Linked DNA regions of Homo sapiens: region 1 is linked to region 2. The links are chromatin contacts, found by Hi-C or POLR2A ChIA-PET in ENCODE. All regions are on one chromosome and are shown on one strand. The core of a region is the stretch at or near the end of the contact, and the rest is flanking DNA. Distances in the headings are between cores, read along the strand shown.

Evidence for each region. Hi-C counts contacts between places; a loop is a spot of excess contacts on that map. ChIA-PET counts read pairs that join two places held with the same protein, here RNA polymerase II (POLR2A). Pooled maps may share reads with other maps.
Region 1: a loop to region 2 is called in a map of dorsolateral prefrontal cortex, with 5 times the contacts of the local background. The contact joins two enhancer-like sites. A Hi-C loop is called at or near these places in 1 of 168 maps with a recorded cell type or tissue (dorsolateral prefrontal cortex), 2 of 37 single-sample maps with no recorded cell type and 2 of 50 pooled maps. POLR2A ChIA-PET finds 5 or more read pairs at or near these places in 2 of 52 experiments (Panc1 and activated T-cell).

Annotation. Positions count from the first base shown.
Region 1 is chr2:60,335,351-60,339,525 of GRCh38, forward strand. No RefSeq gene overlaps it. Among named protein-coding and RNA genes, the nearest start is that of MIR4432, 50 kb to the right of the region's middle. RefSeq lists a silencer at 1,225-1,274 and an enhancer at 1,645-1,834. Within about 2 kb of position 1,266, at least 4 of the 41 ENCODE cell types and tissues checked have a DNase peak (open chromatin) inside an H3K27ac peak, as active enhancers do.
Region 2 is chr2:60,292,972-60,296,993 of GRCh38, forward strand. No RefSeq gene overlaps it. Among named protein-coding and RNA genes, the nearest start is that of MIR4432, 92 kb to the right of the region's middle. Within about 2 kb of position 2,085, at least 2 of the 41 ENCODE cell types and tissues checked have a DNase peak (open chromatin) inside an H3K27ac peak, as active enhancers do.

The DNA of each region.
Region 1 (4,175 bases), core at 16-2,515, 42 kb after region 2:
TCCCCGTGTGAAAACCAGGCAAAGTGAAAGCTGCTCCACCCACCCCCACACTTAGCCTTACGAGGACACATAAGTGCAATTTGTAATAATTATACATTGAATTTCAGGCCATACGGTTATACTGGATTTCTAAACAGCCAGATGACATTCCTAGCCCCCTTCCCCAAAATCGTATCATGGAATATCATCCCCGTCACTAGCTCTAACTTTGTGGAATTCTCTTTTGCTGTTTCAACCCCTGATTTGATTCACATCTCCTATCTTGCTCCCGCTGTCATTTTCTCTCCCAGACTCAACACGTGGCTGCACCGATATCCTCCCTCTGTTTCCTTTCTTGTTACTACATGTCCAGTAGCATTGCATAAAAGTGCTCAAAGGGAAGGGTCAAGCTCCGTTTCAAGTCTGAGGTCTGGGATTACATCAAATCCGTAACGTTTATCTGACCTCGCCATCAGCCAAATACTTCCCAATTTAAGTCTCAGTCACATCAAGAGAAGACTGAATAGTACAGGCTGCAGAGTGCCCTGCTTTCGCCTCCATTTTTCTTACTTAATTCCAAGCGTATGGCTCCCAAACCCACTTAGGCCCTGTAATGGTCACAAGCAGTGTGGCCATTGGCAACCAGGCAGCATTTCACCTGAGGCAGCTCAGGGACTGCGGGGCTGCTGTCAGAGCAAACAGACCGCCTCCATGGACTGGAGGGAGCAAGGCTCACACAAAGGGCTTTTTGTTTCAGTTAAATAAGAAGTCATTTTGAGCCCAATTTCCAAAGTGCCTCACTCTCCACGTGCCTTGGGCACACAGTGAACATTACTATTGTATGGCAGAACTCCCCTGTTCTACCTCACACAGCCCAAACTTAGAGGCAGGGGATATTGGCTTAGGAGGTGCCCCCTGGCAGCAGATGGGGTGTGCATCTGTTATCTTGTCCCTTGTGCAGAAATTTATCTTATTGCCACTAAATCAACAATGCATAAACAATAGGGTGCATCCCTAGTGCCTAGGACAGTGCCTGAAACCCCGGGGAAACATGATGAATATTTGTGCAGTGAATAAGCAAATGAATAAAAATAAAAGGAATAAAAAGTTCACGTGGGGGTTAGAAGGAAAAATAGTTTCAGATTTTGTTTTGTTTTGCTTTGTATTTAAATGAAAGAGGAGAAGAAAGAACTATAATTTGAGTTCCAAATTAGAAGGCAACTAGACCCAGGAAAGAGTAAGTCATTTGTTTGACCATTTGGGGGCATAGCAGTCAGCCAGCAGGTACCCAAAACAGACAGTGCAAGGCACAACTCCAGAAATACTTCCAGGTTCGAGAAGTCTCTGTGACTTCTGCCCCCTCAGCCTCCACTCTTCACTTCTGCCTTGTTTTGCTCTCCCTGCTCTGCGTACACAACCTGAATGAGGTTACTTAGCCCTGACAGCTTTCTCTGGGGAGCAATTAGAGCCTTTAAGATCTTACCTATGCTTCACCAGAAGTCTTCTCATTAAATAGTTACTTCAAATGTTCCCAGGGCTGAAAACATTAAGATTTAAAGGGAACAATTGACTGCTTTTTTTCCATGCCAAATCAGACCGTTGTTTAACATGGTGAGAGCTACCACTGAGGTTACTGAAGTAGAAAAAGGGGGTTATATGTTGCTGGAGAACAGAAACTTAGCAGGGAAATTAAAAACAAGACAGGCTCTGGGACCAAGTAAGTCAAAGTGATGTCTTCAAGGAATCAGGCTTTGCAGAGGTCCTGCGGCCCAAAAGTCAGACCCTCAATACCCTCCAGGGCTTCCAAAGCAACTCTGTTCTGCATCCCATCTCACAAAATAATTGGGAGCTACCAGCAAGATGCCTGCCACGAGAGGGCAGCTTCCTGGAGGGGGGCCCTTGAAGGATGGCGAGCCCAGCAAGGACAAAGCGTGGCAGGGTGAAGAGCAGTGTTTGAGACAGCAGGGCCCATCTGAGCCTGGAAGCTTGTTTTGAAGCAGAAGCTGAAGTTCTCCTTTCTGACCATGCCCCACCCTGCCGAGAGAACCTTGCCCTTCATGGGAAAGTGATTTGGGGAGCACCAAAGTCATCTGTGTCTTAGTTGTGTGGGGCATTGAGCTGTCTTGGAATTGTGACTCATCCACTCATGCATTGTGGTTTAACATAGGGTTCCAATGTATTAAAATTTATTCATAATTTCTAAATGGTATCAGGTCAGATTCGAAGATGAAAATAAACATCATCTCCTTCAAAGTTGAAGTCAATTAACCCAGGACAGGAAGAAGACTTCTAAGTGAGCAAAGAAAGAGGAACACATTTGTTTGGTGTCCAGCTCAGGATACATGGAAAACATTCCTTGGTTCCTTTTAGTGCGCATGGGCTTCTGTTTCCCAGAACTGTCCCAGAAAGATGTCTTCACTTTTCTAAGCTGCAAGTATACATAAGCATCAGGATAAGTCAGTAATTAAATCCCTACACAAAGCAAACTCAGATTTTTTTTTGCGTGTGTGTGTTCTTCATAATTTCCCATGTAGGCCTTGTTCTCTTGGCAGGGTGGAGCCCTGTTAAAAAGACCAAGCTGACATAAGCTTGCCTTCTAGCTTCCTGGGCTCCTTCTAGTTTCCTGGGAGCTGGACCCTATGCCCAGCACTCCCCCTTGCCATTCCCCAGTTGACATTGCCATGGTTGGTGATCACTTCATGACAGAAGCCACCTTCCTAGGCATCATTCTTTCCAGGGTCCCTGGAAGGTTATCTAGGCCTTTTGTTCTGAATAAGACTTCGAATTTTCATCAGACCTTCTGTACACATCTCCTACAGGGAACTTTGGCTCTATCTTTGCCAATCCTTTCTATAATGGGGGAAAATCTCATGATAGCATTCTTGCCTCCCCATTGTAGTCACAACTCAAACTGCCAGCCTCTCTTGCAGTTAGAATGCAGGCCTGTGACATAGTTCTGTCTTTGTACACACCTGCATAAGATTTTGCTTTAGAAATGAAGTGAGCAGTGTAAGGAACTGGGCTCAGCAAGGGAATCCCTTCGCTGACACGGTAGCATCAGTTCTTGGGAAGCAGCAGTGCACAGGGTAGAAATGACAAGTTCTTATCATTGAGTTCTCAGTAGCTGCAATGGTGGTTTCATCTTCAGGCCAGTTCTACAGTGCGGTTGGGGCACTTTTTCTGGAAACTTAACCTGGAATTTGCTTTCCCTGCCCCTCAACTCCTAATGATCCCAAATATTCAATAGATCCATTTTATTCTTGAAACAGGTGTTGCCGTTGTCTGTAACCAAGAATGTTGACAGTGGGCATTTCAGGAGCTGAGGGCATTTCGGGGGATCACTCTTCTCCTGGTCTTCAGTGACAGGGTGGGAGGCAAGGATCATCCCTTCCTGGGGATATAGAAAATTCATTCATTCACTCAATATATAGCAAACTTGTGAGTTAGGAGCAATCCTTTCTGAGAATCAGTGATGTCTGCAGATGTAAATTCCTTTGACACCCACATAAAGCTATAGCATAGAGGAGCTTCAAAACACACAGGCTTAAGCTTCCACACACACCCCTTTGCCCTCCTTCCCTGGCCCTCTCTTGATCTTTACTTCAATCCTCTCCAGGCAACCAGATCTCTCAGACCCTTCTCCTCCACTAACCTCAACCAAATTTGAAATCAACCTCTTTAAGGTTTAATGACCAAAATGGCTTGGAATGTTATCCTTTGCCAGAAGTATTTGTATGATACAGGAACTAGAGCCTTGGACTAAAAGGACAATGTCTCCTAGTGAAATTTCAGGCATCAGCCAGTCAATAAAGAAAATTTGTGTTTGATTTGCTTCAATTTTCATCTATTTGTTTGTTTTTACCAATGAGGATTTCCCTGGGAGACTACAAAGCTGTCATCTAGGAAGAAAGGACTCAACATTTGTGGGCCATCTACATATATGCAGGTGGTGTGAAGGATGCTTTTTCCAACATGACCACACTTACCCTGGCCCTCACCATTCCAGCCACACTGGCCACCTCGCTGCTCCTCCAACATGACACATGCTCTCTGGCCTGGGCCTTTGCACTGACCAGTCCCTCTGCCTGCAGCACCCTTTCCCCAAAGATCTCCATGGCCCACTTCTTTATCTTCAGGTATCTGCTCAAATGTCTGCAAGTAGACACACCTTCCCTGACCACCTGCCCTCCACCCAT
Region 2 (4,022 bases), core at 835-3,334:
TGATATTTCAAAGAAAAAGACACATTGGTGGACAACAAATATACAAGAGATTATCTAGTAGTTTTTAGAAAGCAGGTTAAAACATATATCAATTCATGAGTTTTGCCTACTTTCTTATTGTTATATTTGTCTTTTTGATTTACTGATTGCTCTTTACATATTAAGAAAATATGTTACAAAAATTTTCCCCAGTTAGTCTTTTTTTTTTCACTTTGTCTATGGTATTTTTGCTACATAGACCCAGATAGCTATATTTTATTTCCCAGTTTGATAATATTTTGCCATACGAAAGTTTCAGATTTTATGTTATCAAACTAATCAGTTTTTCTTTTATAGCTCCCATAGTTTCATGTCTGCTCTACTTGAATATCATTAAAATTTTCATTTACTTTTTTGTGATTATAGTCTTTTTCAATTTAGGGATCCAGATTTACTTATTTTTCAAAATGTGTATTTTTCCAAATAGCTGTCTCAACACTGCTGACTAATATATCAATTCCCCATTGATTTTCAATGCCATCTTTACAATTTAATAAAGTCTCATACAAATCTGGCTGTATTTATTGGCTTTCAATAAATAATTTTTATTTATTGAAAATAAATTTTTAATAAATAATAATTTTTAATAATAATTTTATATATATAAAATAATACATTTTATCAATTCATGAGCTTTGCCTACTATATTTTGTTCCACTGCTGTTTCTGTCTTCTCTCTGAACTAGTACCATACTGTTTTATTATGATACCTTTACAATGTAGTTTTGGTCAGGTAGAGTGCTGTTCTTTAAAAAATGGGGTTTATGGCTGGGCATGGTGGGTCATGCCTGTAATCCCAGCACTTTGGGAGGCTGAGGCAGGTAGATCACGAGGTCAAGAGATAGACACCATTCTGGCCAACATGGTGAAACCTCGTCTGTACTAAAAATACAAAACTTAGCTGGGTATGATGGCATGTGCCTATAGTCTCAGCTACTCGGGAGGTTGAGGCAGGAGAATCACTTGAACCCAGGAGGCAGAGGTTGCAGTGAGCCGAGATCACACCACTGCACTCCAGCCTGGTGACAGAGCGAGATTCCTTCTCAAAAAAAAAAAATGGAGTTTATCAAAAGAACAAAACTTTAAGAACATTATCCTAGACTAGAGATTTTTCTTTTTATGAAGGATATTCTTACAAAGAGTATATGTTGTTTTCTAAAAACAGAGTGAAATCTGTAAACCAAAAAATATTTAACAAGAATTTATGATATTAATAGCTGGGAGAATGGACAGAAAAAGATAAGGCAGAGAAGACAGCCTAAAGGAATTTTTTCAGTTAGAAGGTGCAAGATCACAAATATCAAAGCAATTAAAAGAAAAGGCAACCTTGTCTGTTGGAGTGATAAAAGAAGGTTTCTCAGGGGTAGTGACCGTGACGGACAGACATAAACACCACTCACAGAGCCACTGCATTGTCATCAGTGGGAAGGGTCCCTTTCCCCTGGAGATATTTCTTGCTAATAATAAAAACTGACATTTATTGAGTGCTTACTGTTTAACAGGCACTGCTCTAAGTGTGTTACGTGCATCAACTCAAACCCATGACAATCCTACAAAATAAGTACATACTCTCATTAGGCCTATTTTATAGGTGAACAAACTGAGGCACATGCCCTCTGTTGCCAAGCTACTCAGTGGCTGAGCAGAATTTGAACATAGTCTGGCTTCAGAAGGTTCATTCTTAATCGTTACGCTTTACTGTCTCCAAAACCAGAGAGAGGACTTGATCCAATGAACCGCCTCTTCCTGAAGCACTCCTCCAGATGACAAAACTATCAACAGAGAAAGGCCACCCGGCCAGCACAGCCTGGATACCCCTGTGTTTGGGCTGCAGAAGCACAAGCTTAATGAAGACCCCAAACTTCCTGAAGGGACAGAGGCACCTGGAACAATGCTGGCCCCCTGGCCAGGGTCTGCAGTGGATTCCCATCAGTGCTTGCAGCTTCTCTCCTGCAGGGGAGCCCAACAGTTCATGCTCCTGCACACTCTCTGGGCCTCCGGTGCAGTCTGGTCACCTGGGTGACCCCTGCCCACCTGGGACCAGGGTGGCCTCTGTCTGACCTTATCCCAGGCTGACAGCTGGCGTCGCACTCACCCAGACAGCCGGAGCTCCAGGCTGGATGGAGTATTGTCTCCCGCCCTGCCTTACAAATAGGAGAGAGAGAGAGCAGGCCACTCCTGTTCAGCCGTGGCCTCAGACGGGGGTAGGTCCCTCGAATTGAGGAGATAGGATGAAACAGAATGCCAGCTGCAAGTATTTCTGACTTTAAGAGAAAAGCAGGGCCCATGGCCTCCTGAAGTCCGGTGCCAGAAATTGTTGAAAACAAAAGGCCCTCTGGTAGGCAGGGTCGGGCAAGAGCACAAAGCCCCATTGTTAGGCTACACCAGCGGTTTTTCCAAGTTTTCTTTTTAAGCCACGGAACCGTTTGTAACCCCTCAGCCATGCCCTCGACGTCTGGAAGGGCTTTCAGGTGGAGCCCATTACCAGGAAGAAAACAATGGTGCTCTGAGCCCATTGCAGGCAGACACGGCATTGAGACAACGGTGCAAAATGTCAATTTTCCCATCGAGTCGCCTTTCATCCCTCACAGAGGCTGTCTCGAATGGGTGTCTGGGACTTCCTTCCCTGACATCCCTCTCCCTCCTCTCCCTGCCCGCCTGAACATGAAAACTGGAGAGGTCCGGATGACCCTTGCTCCTGGATCTGTTCTGGAAGGGCCCTAACCCTGCCCATCGCAGTCTCTCGGATTCTTCACAGCCAAGTAAACCTCCCTCTTCCTAATGCTGACAGCCTCTCAATAGCAGCGCCACCATGAGGTACGGTGCTCATAAATCTCTGCCTCTTATCCATCATTTGCTCCCTACTAGAAGGAAGGAAGAAAACGAAAGACGGAGAAAGGGGGATAGAAATCCTGACCCTGACCCATCGTCTTTTCAAAGAATGTTGGATGCAGAAGGCAGGTACCATAATTCTACTCTGGTCCAACCAGGAGCAGGGCTTCAGCCCTCTTAGCGTTGTGCTGGCCTGGTGGCCTCAGTATCATCAACTCACAGAATCTAATCTGGAATCTATGAGGCTGGATAAGGCTGGAGTAGACTCATGTTGGGAATTCACCTAAACTGGCAGCCCCAAAGTCTTCCCATTGGACTAGAAAGCAAGATAAAGCAAAGATTCTTTGTATTCGGGGAGTCCCAAATCCTTTAAGAATAGGATAAAAGTGAATACATTCATACATGCATTTTGCGTCCAGTTGCAAGAGGTGCATGAATCCTCCACAAATTCAAGGATCTCCAGTTAAGAAGCTCAGGCCCAGCTTTAGAGCTACCCTGTGCCATTCAGGAGTTTATGCCAGAGACAGCTAGATTCTCACCACACCTATTTTCTCTTCTGGGTTCACAGCTAAACCGGTCTCATGGAAAGTCCCCAGACACTCCCTTCCTCTCTGATGCCAAAGACTGAATGGATGATGGCACAGAGCTGGACTCCTGACAAGACTGGCAGACCCCCCAAAAGCTGACCTGGAGGCTCTGGGCCCCAACTGACCATCTGGAGTGGAGGCTGATTTCCCTTCAATGTGTCTGAGGCCTCGCTCACGTGTGTGGCAGATCCCCAAGAAAGCCACTCATGTGGCGGCTGCAGGTTAGATTTAATCCATTCCTAACAGGAGCTGGAATCTATAGTCTACAAGCCTGCCCTCCACAGTGCAGCAACCAGTCAAATCTTCCAGTGATGGGGCTGACTAATTTCCGGAGTACTAAGCATGTTCACCCCCGTGCCAGGGTCTGGAGACAAGGAGAGGAGCTTTCACAGTTCCTCACAGACTCTGTTAGGAGCTCATACAAGCCAATGCTCCTTCTCCACTCAGGTTCCTCTAGGAGGTCAGGAAGAGAGCAGGTAGCTAAGCCTACCCTTGCCTCTCTCCACCACCAGCCGTCATGCTCAGGGTGACCTCAGTAGCATAACAATAGTTGACATTACTGAA